Regions from separate parts of the Homo sapiens genome. Here region 1 is linked to region 2. Evidence: chromatin contacts called from ENCODE Hi-C or POLR2A ChIA-PET data. All regions are on one chromosome and are shown on one strand. The core of a region is the stretch at or near the end of the contact, and the rest is flanking DNA. Distances in the headings are between cores, read along the strand shown. Region 1 holds the start of DCUN1D1 (defective in cullin neddylation 1 domain containing 1). Region 2 holds the start of MFN1 (mitofusin 1).

Evidence for each region. A loop is a pair of places that touch in the nucleus more often than their neighbours do. ChIA-PET counts read pairs that join two places held with the same protein, here RNA polymerase II (POLR2A). Pooled maps may share reads with other maps.
Region 1: a loop to region 2 is called in a pooled map, with 2.3 times the contacts of the local background. The contact joins the promoter of DCUN1D1 here to the promoter of MFN1 in region 2. A Hi-C loop is called at or near these places in 5 of 50 pooled maps. POLR2A ChIA-PET finds 5 or more read pairs at or near these places in 2 of 52 experiments (K562 and T-cell).

The regions. Positions count from the first base shown.
Region 1 is chr3:182,978,686-182,983,048 of GRCh38, reverse strand. It overlaps DCUN1D1 (defective in cullin neddylation 1 domain containing 1), which reads left to right and starts at 2,511. Exons shown (of 7, transcript NM_020640.4): 1 at 2,511-2,562. The coding sequence starts at 2,560. It overlaps LOC105374246 (a long non-coding RNA gene), which reads right to left and starts at 2,242. Exons shown (of 2, transcript XR_924771.2): 1 at 1,562-2,242. RefSeq lists silencers at 2,223-2,662, 2,723-2,842.
Region 2 is chr3:179,345,928-179,350,241 of GRCh38, reverse strand. It overlaps MFN1 (mitofusin 1), which reads right to left and starts at 2,533. Exons shown (of 18, transcript NM_033540.3): 1 at 2,432-2,533; 2 at 1,279-1,397. The coding sequence starts at 1,390. RefSeq lists enhancers at 1,742-1,961, 2,295-2,824 and a silencer at 2,082-2,241.

The DNA.
Region 1 (4,363 bases), core at 1,262-3,761, 3.6 Mb before region 2:
CACATTTGCATTATAGAAAGACAACTATGGAGCAGTGGAGAAGGAGTAGAGGCTGGAAGATTAGGTAAGAAGTTACTGATGAGGAGAGATGATAAAGAATTGGCTGGCCAGGCGCGGTGGCTCACGCCTGTGATCCCAGTACTTTGGGAGACCGAGGTGGGGCAGATCATGAGGTCAGGAGTTCGAGACCAGCCTGACAAACATGGTGAAACCCTGTTTCTATTAAAAATGCAAAAAGTAGCTGGGCATGGTGGCACACATCTGTAATCCCAGCTACTCGGTGGGGGCTGAGACAGGAGAATCGCTTGAACCTGGGAGGCGGAGGTTGCAGTGAGCTGAGATTGCGCCATTGTACTCCAGCCTGGGTGACAGAACTAGACTCCATCTCAAAAACAAACAAAAAAATACAACAACAAAAAGAATTGGCTAAGAAATAGAAGGCAGGGTGCAGATTTAAAAGTCATTTAGGAGGGAAAACTGGTGAGATGCGGAGTAAGGGGATGAGGCAGGAAGAGTGGTGGATGATTCTTAGATTTCTAGTTTGGATGATTTGATAAAAGGCAGGAGGAAAAGTGGGTTTGGGGATAAAGTTTTAGATTTGGTGAGCTTGATGGACCTGTGAAATGACCAGAATGAGTGTTTAGGCCTGTCACTTGGGGACTGGAAGTCAAGATTTGAGATTCCTCTTGATATGGGCAGTAGTTGACGTGGGAATGTGAGTGACAGCGTGACACAGGCTGTATACAGAAGGACGTTCAGGAATGGTCAGGAAAGCCTAAATTGAGTACAGCCAGCAAAGGAGAGTGGTCAGAGTAAAGAGGAGATGCAGGAGAAGGTGGAGTCATGGAAAATGAACAGGAAATTCAAGGAGGAAGTGTCCAAACGCAGGCGAGAGGTCAATTAGAATAACTAAGGCCTGTACCTTGGTAGAGCTTAGGAAAACCCACAAACGATTATTTCAATGGAGTAGAACAGATTGGAGTAAGAGATACAGTGAATCCTCCTCATTAACGCCCTAGGTGTTAATACTTTAGGTCAAAAGCTAGGTGAATTCCTGGAGAACCTCCGTGGATGTAGTCCAGTTTCAGGCTTGCTGCATGAGGCAGATCTGGCTTCTCCTTGCAGGACTATTTACCCAGAGCCCAGCAAGGAGCTTGGCACATTCACATGCATTCTTTAAATATTGGGGGAAAGAATGGATGAACGGTTTGTGGCCGCCAGAAACCTGCCTTGGTACAGCGCTGGGCGCTCCCAGTACATGGCTAGCTCCAGGAAGTTAGGAGGCCTTTGGGAGTTACCAAAGAAGTTCTGTTGTTTTGGTAAGAACAAATTCATTAGTTATAGGGTTGATCTGGTCGTTTAATGCCTGTGCTGGTGATGATGGTGATAACGGGTCTACTCAGGTGGGTCCTGTTCTGAAACGTAGGTAAGCTCTTGGTACAGTTTCAGATGTGACTTTCTGAGTGAGTTTGCTTTCTTAGCTGTTTTATTTCCTTCCTGTGTGAAGGTGTCTTATCTCTCCAACTGGATACTACATTTCTGAAGGGCAAGGACCACTTACTCCACAGGAGTCTTCTGTCCTCCTTGCAGCACGAATTTGTCCACTTGATCCTCAGCTCAGAATCCTAGTGCTCCTCAGCCTCAGTTGATTTAACGCCCAGGGCAGGTCACACCTGGACTGTCCGCCCTGCGTGACTAGACCCTCAGTGAAAAAATGTGTAGTTGCTTCCCGAAACTTATCCTGGGCGGGCCGAACTGAGGGGATACTGAGAGCTAGCAGTAGGCAGGCAACCTGGACTCCCGCAGCCCGGCCTTGGGTCTCAGTGCACCCCACCCCATCTCACTATAGGGTTACCCCAACTGTCTCCCAGTAGACAGGTCTGGGGAGAGCCTGGTCCTCACTAATGGAGTGACAGCCACCGCAGGGGGGGGACTAAGGTCTCCCCTGGGATGCCCACGCGAGGGAACTGATGTAGGTCTGATACTGAGATTGGGGGGAAAAAGAAGAAAACACGGGGCAGGGGGAGGTGTTTCCACTATCTTCTCCCTTTTTTTGATACTGATGGGGAGGGGAGGTCTGGGATGGATGAAGCTCCTCAACCATCCGTTTCAGCCGCCCCCAGCTGCTCAACTTATCCGCCGCCGCTCGTGCCCGCTTCCAGCCTGCGTAGACCCGGCCGTGGTCGTCCGGAAGGAACCGCGTAGGAAACGGAGGTGGGGTGTCCCCCGGCGCCCCCACCAGAGACCGCCCGGCGCGGCAGGAGGATGTCGGCGCGCGGAGGGCTTGCGTCGCCCGCCCCTCCCCCGCCGCGCCCCCCGCCCCCGCCCACTCCCCGGGGGACCCCCGCGCCCGGGGGAAGCCCCGCGCGGGGCGCCCTCCGCCTGCCTCCGTCCCTCCGCCTCCCCGAGGTCCGGGGCTGCCTCCTCGGGCCGCGCCGGGCCGCCCCGCACTGCGCATGAGCGGGAGCCGGGCAAGCCCGTGAGAGGAGCCGCCGCCGCCGCCGCCGTCCATTCGCTGCGGAGCCGGAGGAGGAGGGGAGAGGCCTGGAGGACACCAACATGGTGAGGCACTGCGGCCGCCCGCCCGCCCTGCCGGCTGGGGGCCGGCGCTGCCGCGCACCCCCGCCCCGGCCGCCCTCCGTCCCGCGGCGACCCTGCAGCCCCGAGCCTCGGCCCGCGGCCTCCGTCCCGCTCCCAGGCGGGGGCTCTCCTGCCTGCCTCTCCCTTCCTCCTTCGCCCCTTCCCGCCCGGGCGCAGCCGCTACGCGAGAGCCGAGGAGGCGGAGCGGAGCCGGGCCTAGTCGGGAGCCCCGGGGAGTTTGGGGCGCGGGGAGCGGCCCCGGTGCCCCTTGCCGGGGCCCGGCGCGGGTGGGGGAGGCGTTGGGGCGGGGGGAGGGGAGGGGGCAACGGCCTTGCCCCTGCCCCTCTGCCGGCTCCATTGTGTCTGGTCGGGGACTGGGGTCTGGGGTTCCGGGTGAGTAGCCTCCCCCCGCCCCGAAGCCGGGGCTTCCCTCTCCGCCCGGCCGGGGAGAAGGAAAGACTTTCCCGGCGCGCCTCTCCCTCCTCCGCTCCCGGCTCCAATACCCCGCAAGTCTCCCAGGCAGTTTTGCTTGGGGCGGGGTATCAGCCCTTTTCCTTTCTCCATCACCTCTCGAGGCGTCCCATGCTTTTGGAGAAGGAGAGTTTCCCCGGCCAGTTGGTGGAGGTTATATTTACCTCTCTACTGAAAACATGGGAGACTGCTGAGCTTGGGGGAGGGGGTACGGAAGTGCAACCTGTTCTCATTTCATAAAATTAGGGAACACAGACTAGCGAGCGCCCTTTCGAGCACCTATTTTATTTGCTTGGGGGTGGGAGGAGTAATTGCTTTATTATAGTAGTTAAGGGCCATTTGTGATTTTTTTTAAAACAGTTTGTCAAGTTACTCTCCTTTTTTGTTTGGGGGGGGGAAAAAGTCCTCTCCAGGCTTGCAGACCCTTGTGGTCGAGTTGTTTACTTTGGTAATTAAGTACCTGACTCTGCTGGACGCTCTTCGCGTTTCAGAAGCGCTGTTTGGCATTGTACAGTCTGAGCGTGAGTTGAATTCCGTGCAGGTTACTGTATGAATAGTAAAAATGATATTGTTGTCCTTTGCTCGTGGGGAACATAAAGGCCTCTTTGAGGAGGGTGTGTGTGCGCGCCTGTGTTAAGGGAATGCTCCAGTGTCTTTGTTTTTAGTTGGTCTTATTTTTGCTGAATGACACTTCTAGTCCCATCCTCCAGCTTGGCAGTATTTTGTTGTCATGTATGGATATATGGTTTAGTCTGACACATATTTAACACTTATGTTCTGTGGCAAGTTGTGTAGGAATTTACAGTTTGAATTGGTAAGAAAACTTTAAAGTGCAGGTTAATGTATAGATTAGTATTACAGTGTTCAGAGATCCACCAGGCAGTCTAAACAGTTTCTAGTTTCTTAAGTATTTAGATGGTCATAGACATTACTCCTGAAGTTTCCAGACTCTTAGCATTTAGATAAGTATAGTAAGCTCGAAGTAATGACGTTAATTCCCTGGGAAACACTCAGCCACAGCTGAAATGTGTGCTCTTCAGGATGGTCTCCAGATCCGCATCATCCCCTAGACAGTGGGGTCCCGGAAATACTCATCACCTGTTCAGGAATTCAGGCATCAAGTGGTTCGTAGGGAGAGTTCAGCTTGTAAGCTTCTATTCTTTTGGTTAATATTAAAATTAGCTAGTTTTGAAACTTAGCCATAACCCATGTAATTCTACCAGTGGTGACAAGATATTAATTTAAAACATATCCTGTGGCTGAACTCAGTTTATGTCATGAGAATTGTCGTGATATTCTCTGGTTTAGCTAA
Region 2 (4,314 bases), core at 1,284-3,783:
CAAAGGTTTCCCCACTGTCGCTGGAAAAATTTACAGAATCCCTCCCTTTCCATTGTATAGTTGAGAGGTGCATAATCTTTTTTTTTTTTTGAAATGGAGTCTCACTCTGTCACCCAGGCTGGAGTGCAGTGGGCGACTTCGGTTCACTGCAACCTCTGCCTCCCAGGTTCAAGCGATTCTCCCTCCTCGAGCCTCCTGAGTAGCTAGGATTACAGGCGTCTGCCACCAGGCCCAGCTAATTTTTGTATTTTTAGTACAGACAGGGTTTCACCATGTTGATCAGGCTGGTCTTGAACTCCTAACCTCAGGTAATCTGCCGATCTTGGACTCCCAAAGTGCTGGGATTACAGGTGTGAGTCAGGGCGCCTGGCCGAGAGGTACATAATCTTAAGAACCAGAAAAAATTTCAACAGTTATCTCCAAAGAAGGATTCCTGGCCGGGTGTGGTGGCTCACACCTGTAATCCCAGCACTTTGGGAGGCCAAGAGAGGTGATCATGGGGTCAGGAGTTCGAGACCAGCCTGGCCAATATGGTGAAACCCTGTCTCTACTAAAAACACAAAAATTAGTCAGGCATGGTGGCACGTGCACTGTAGTCCCATTTACTTGGGAGGCTGAGGCAGAAGAATCGCTTGAACCCAGGAAGTGGAGGCTGCAGTGAGCCAAGAACATGCCACTGCACTCCAGCCTGGGCAACAAGACAAGACTCTGTCTCAAAAAAAAAAAAAAGAAGTATTCCCTAGTAAGACATGACATTCCTCATCACCTTTAACAGTTATGAAACTCCTTTTTCCCCCTTTCCACTGCAATTCAGCCTCATTTGAGAGAATGAGATATGTCTGAGGTCTTGGCTTAACTGCTAAATTGGGGAGGAGACAAGTATAATGGTTAAATGTGGACTGCCTGATTTTTTGTCTGGGCACTTATTAGCTGTGTGATCTTGGGCAAACTGTTTAACTTTTCTTTGACTTCGTCTCTTCATCTTTAAAATGACAGATGGTGGTGATGAAAATTAAATGAACTATTAACATAGCTATTTCTCATCACCTAGTGGTGATGAAAATTAAATGAGCTATTAATATACTAAAGTTCTTAGTTGTTATTAATACCATTTAATTTTCCCCTTCTGGAGGTTAGAAAGGGGTTTTATTCATTATGGTACTTCTCATAGTATACAGTATAATGCCCTATACATGTGTTCAATAACTAACGTTGAAAGAATAAGCACTTTTATATATTTTCAACAGTAATTACTTTAAAAACTTAAGAAGAACTAACCTTCAACAAAATGTGATCCTTCAGTAACAAACTCCAGTAACTGGTCAAAGATTGCAGTAATCGCCTTCTTAGCCAGCACAAAGTGCTTCAGTGGAGAAACAGGTTCTGCCATTATGCTACTAGAGGGAGATAAAGTTAGAAAAGCACCAACTAAAGTGGATGATAGACATGCAAACTGATGACACACCAGTGACATTCATCAACTCCCCAATGAAATAAATTATGCTGGCAAAATGTTTTTAGGTAATTCTTTTTTGGGAGTGTTCTAGTCAGACAGTTAGAGACGACTTTTGAATGATATTTCACTAAAATAAGTGAAATCTATTAGCCAAAATCTTGGTTGCAATTTCTACTCAATTTCCCTTTGGTGAAGACGAAACTAATTGTGACTAAGTTTGTCACTGCATGTGACTCTAAAGTACATCAGGGAACAGGGTTAGTGAGGCGAAGCCAAATTCACACACAATAAGGAAGTTACTAAGTTTCTCAACCTGAAGCTCTAGGTGAGTAGGAGTGGATATGCAGAGTGAGGAAATAAAATTCTAAGATCACAATGTGAGGCTGACATTTAGAAAGGTAAGGCTTCAAGAGGGCATTAACGCTTCCAGCCAAAGTACCAGAAACTTCAAGGACTATAAGTTTAAGAAAGCATAGGTGGTTTCTCAAGAAAAAGACACCAAAGACAAACAATCACGGTCTAATCCTGGTGTGTACATGGAAAGGAACAGTGGCCATAAAGAAGGCGGATTCTTCCAGAGAGTCAAGAAATGACCGCGCGAAGGAGCTGCGTGGGAAAAGCCGGGTGGGGGTAACGCCCCGGTCCGGCCGGTGTGAACACCTGCCTTAGAAAAGGCCTCCCACCTTCCCACACCGGGCGCAGGAGTCAGGGCCAGAGCCCACCCCCGCCCCGCGCACGACCGTCTAGGTCCGGATCCCCCAATCCCACCCCCGAGCACGGCCTCGTGGGCTCCGTGGGCTCGACTCGGCCGCCAGCCCCGTTCGCCCGACAGCTGGCTCTCTCCTTTCCCACAGGACCGCGGCGGGCGGCGCCTCGTCACACAACGCTGCATGCACGACTCCCGCCCCCGGTCCCCAGTCGCTCGAAGGTCACTCCGAGCGTCGCAAACGTGCTGTCGAGGCAGCCGGCACTCACAGTCTCCGCTCCAACTATCACCCGGCAACAGCAACTCGGCCACAGATGCCAAACTGCCTCATCTTCCCGAGAAGTTAAAGGCGGAGAGGAGGCAGGGGGAGTGGCAAAGGGCGGTCACTTCCGGCCTCTTGCCTCCTCTGTTCTGTTTGGCTCCGTGGCCGGAAGCGCATCTATGCCAGGCGCCATTTTCCTTAAGGGCAGAAGGCAAGGTTTGTTGTGGGCAGAGACTGCTACCAGGAGAGTGGTTTTCCGTTCCCCCTTCCAACTTCTTCCCCTCCCTTCTCCCCTCAAAGTGTCCAAGTATCTGCCCAGCCTAGGCTTAGCTAGCTTCCAATGATGGTGGTGGCTGACGCCTATAATCCCAGCACTTTGGGAGACCGAAGGGGTGGGATATCTCTTAAGCCCAGGAGTTCGAGACTAGGCTGGGCAACATAGGGAGGCGCCCCCCCCCCCGCCCCCGACCCTCTTCCTCCTCCCCGTCTCTACAAAATTAAAAAATGAAAAATTAAAAAAATTTTAAAAACTTAGCGAGGCGTGGTGGCACACACCTGTGGTCCCAGCTACTTCGGAGACTGAGGCGGGGGGATTGTTTGGGCCCGGGGCTGCAGCGAACTGTGATTTATCGTGCCACTGCACTCCAGCCTGGGCAAGAGAGCGAGACATTTTTTCAAATAAATAAATAAATAAATAAAAGAAAAGAAATCCAGATCGTATTACTTTCCGAACTTAAAAAGCTTTCCAGGCCGGGCGGGGTGGCTCACGCCTGTAATCCCAGCACTTTGGGAGGCCGAGGCGGGCGGATCACAAGGTCAGGAGATCGGGAGCATCCTGGCTAACACGGTGAACGCCCGTCTCTACTAAAAATACAAGAAGTAGCCGGGCGTGGTGGTGGCGGGCGCCTGTAGTTCCAGCTACTCAGGAGCCTGAGGCAGAGAATTGCTTGAACCCGGGAGGCGGAGGTTACAGTGAGCCGAGATCGCGCCACTGCACTCCAGCCTGGGCGACAGAGCCAGACTCCATCTCAAAAAAAAAAAAAAAAAAAAAAAAAAAAAAAAAAAAGCTTTCCAACAGCTTGCCATTATACTTAAAATTAAAGCTTCGGATGGTAACCGCCCAAGGAAAGCCTTCACCTTGCCCGCTGACTAGCCAGAACTGATACAAGACAGGGGGATTGCAAATAAAGACTTAGTCACGCAAAGCCGGCTGTATGGGAGACTGGAGTTTTATTATTACTGAAATCAGTCTCCCCGAGCAGCACTGGGGAGCAGAATTTTTAAGGACAATTTGGTGGGTTGGGGGAGGCCACTGAGCCAGGAGTGCTGATTGGTCAGGGATGAAATCGCAGGGAGTGGAAGCTGTCTTTCTGCACGAGTCAGTTCCTGGGTTGGGGGACACTAGGTCAGATGAGCCAGTTTATCGGTCTGGGTCGTGCCAGCTAATCCATCAGTTCTGAGCATAGGTAGTCTCAAAGGGAACATTTACTCTGTTTGAATTTTAAAAATCATGATGGTATCCTTTTATTAGTTCTGTACTTAATAATTATATTTAATATAATTACTGCATTTTAAAGCAAGAGTGACATATTACAGGCTATAAATTATAGCACGGTAATTAAATGTTTAATATAGTAAGTAATAAGAAATTTAATCCATTGCTTTTGTGTGTGTGTGGAACACACATATTACCAAAAAGCCAGGAGAGTAAACACAAAGAAGGAAAAGAATTAAAATATAAACGCTAAAACCAACATAGATATTAACAAAAACTAACGTTATTTGAAAGAAATTATCAATTTGATGTATCACTGCCAAATCTGTTCAAGAACATAAAAAATGAAAGGACACAAATTAAGGGGAGAATAACTATAGATATATATATAAATG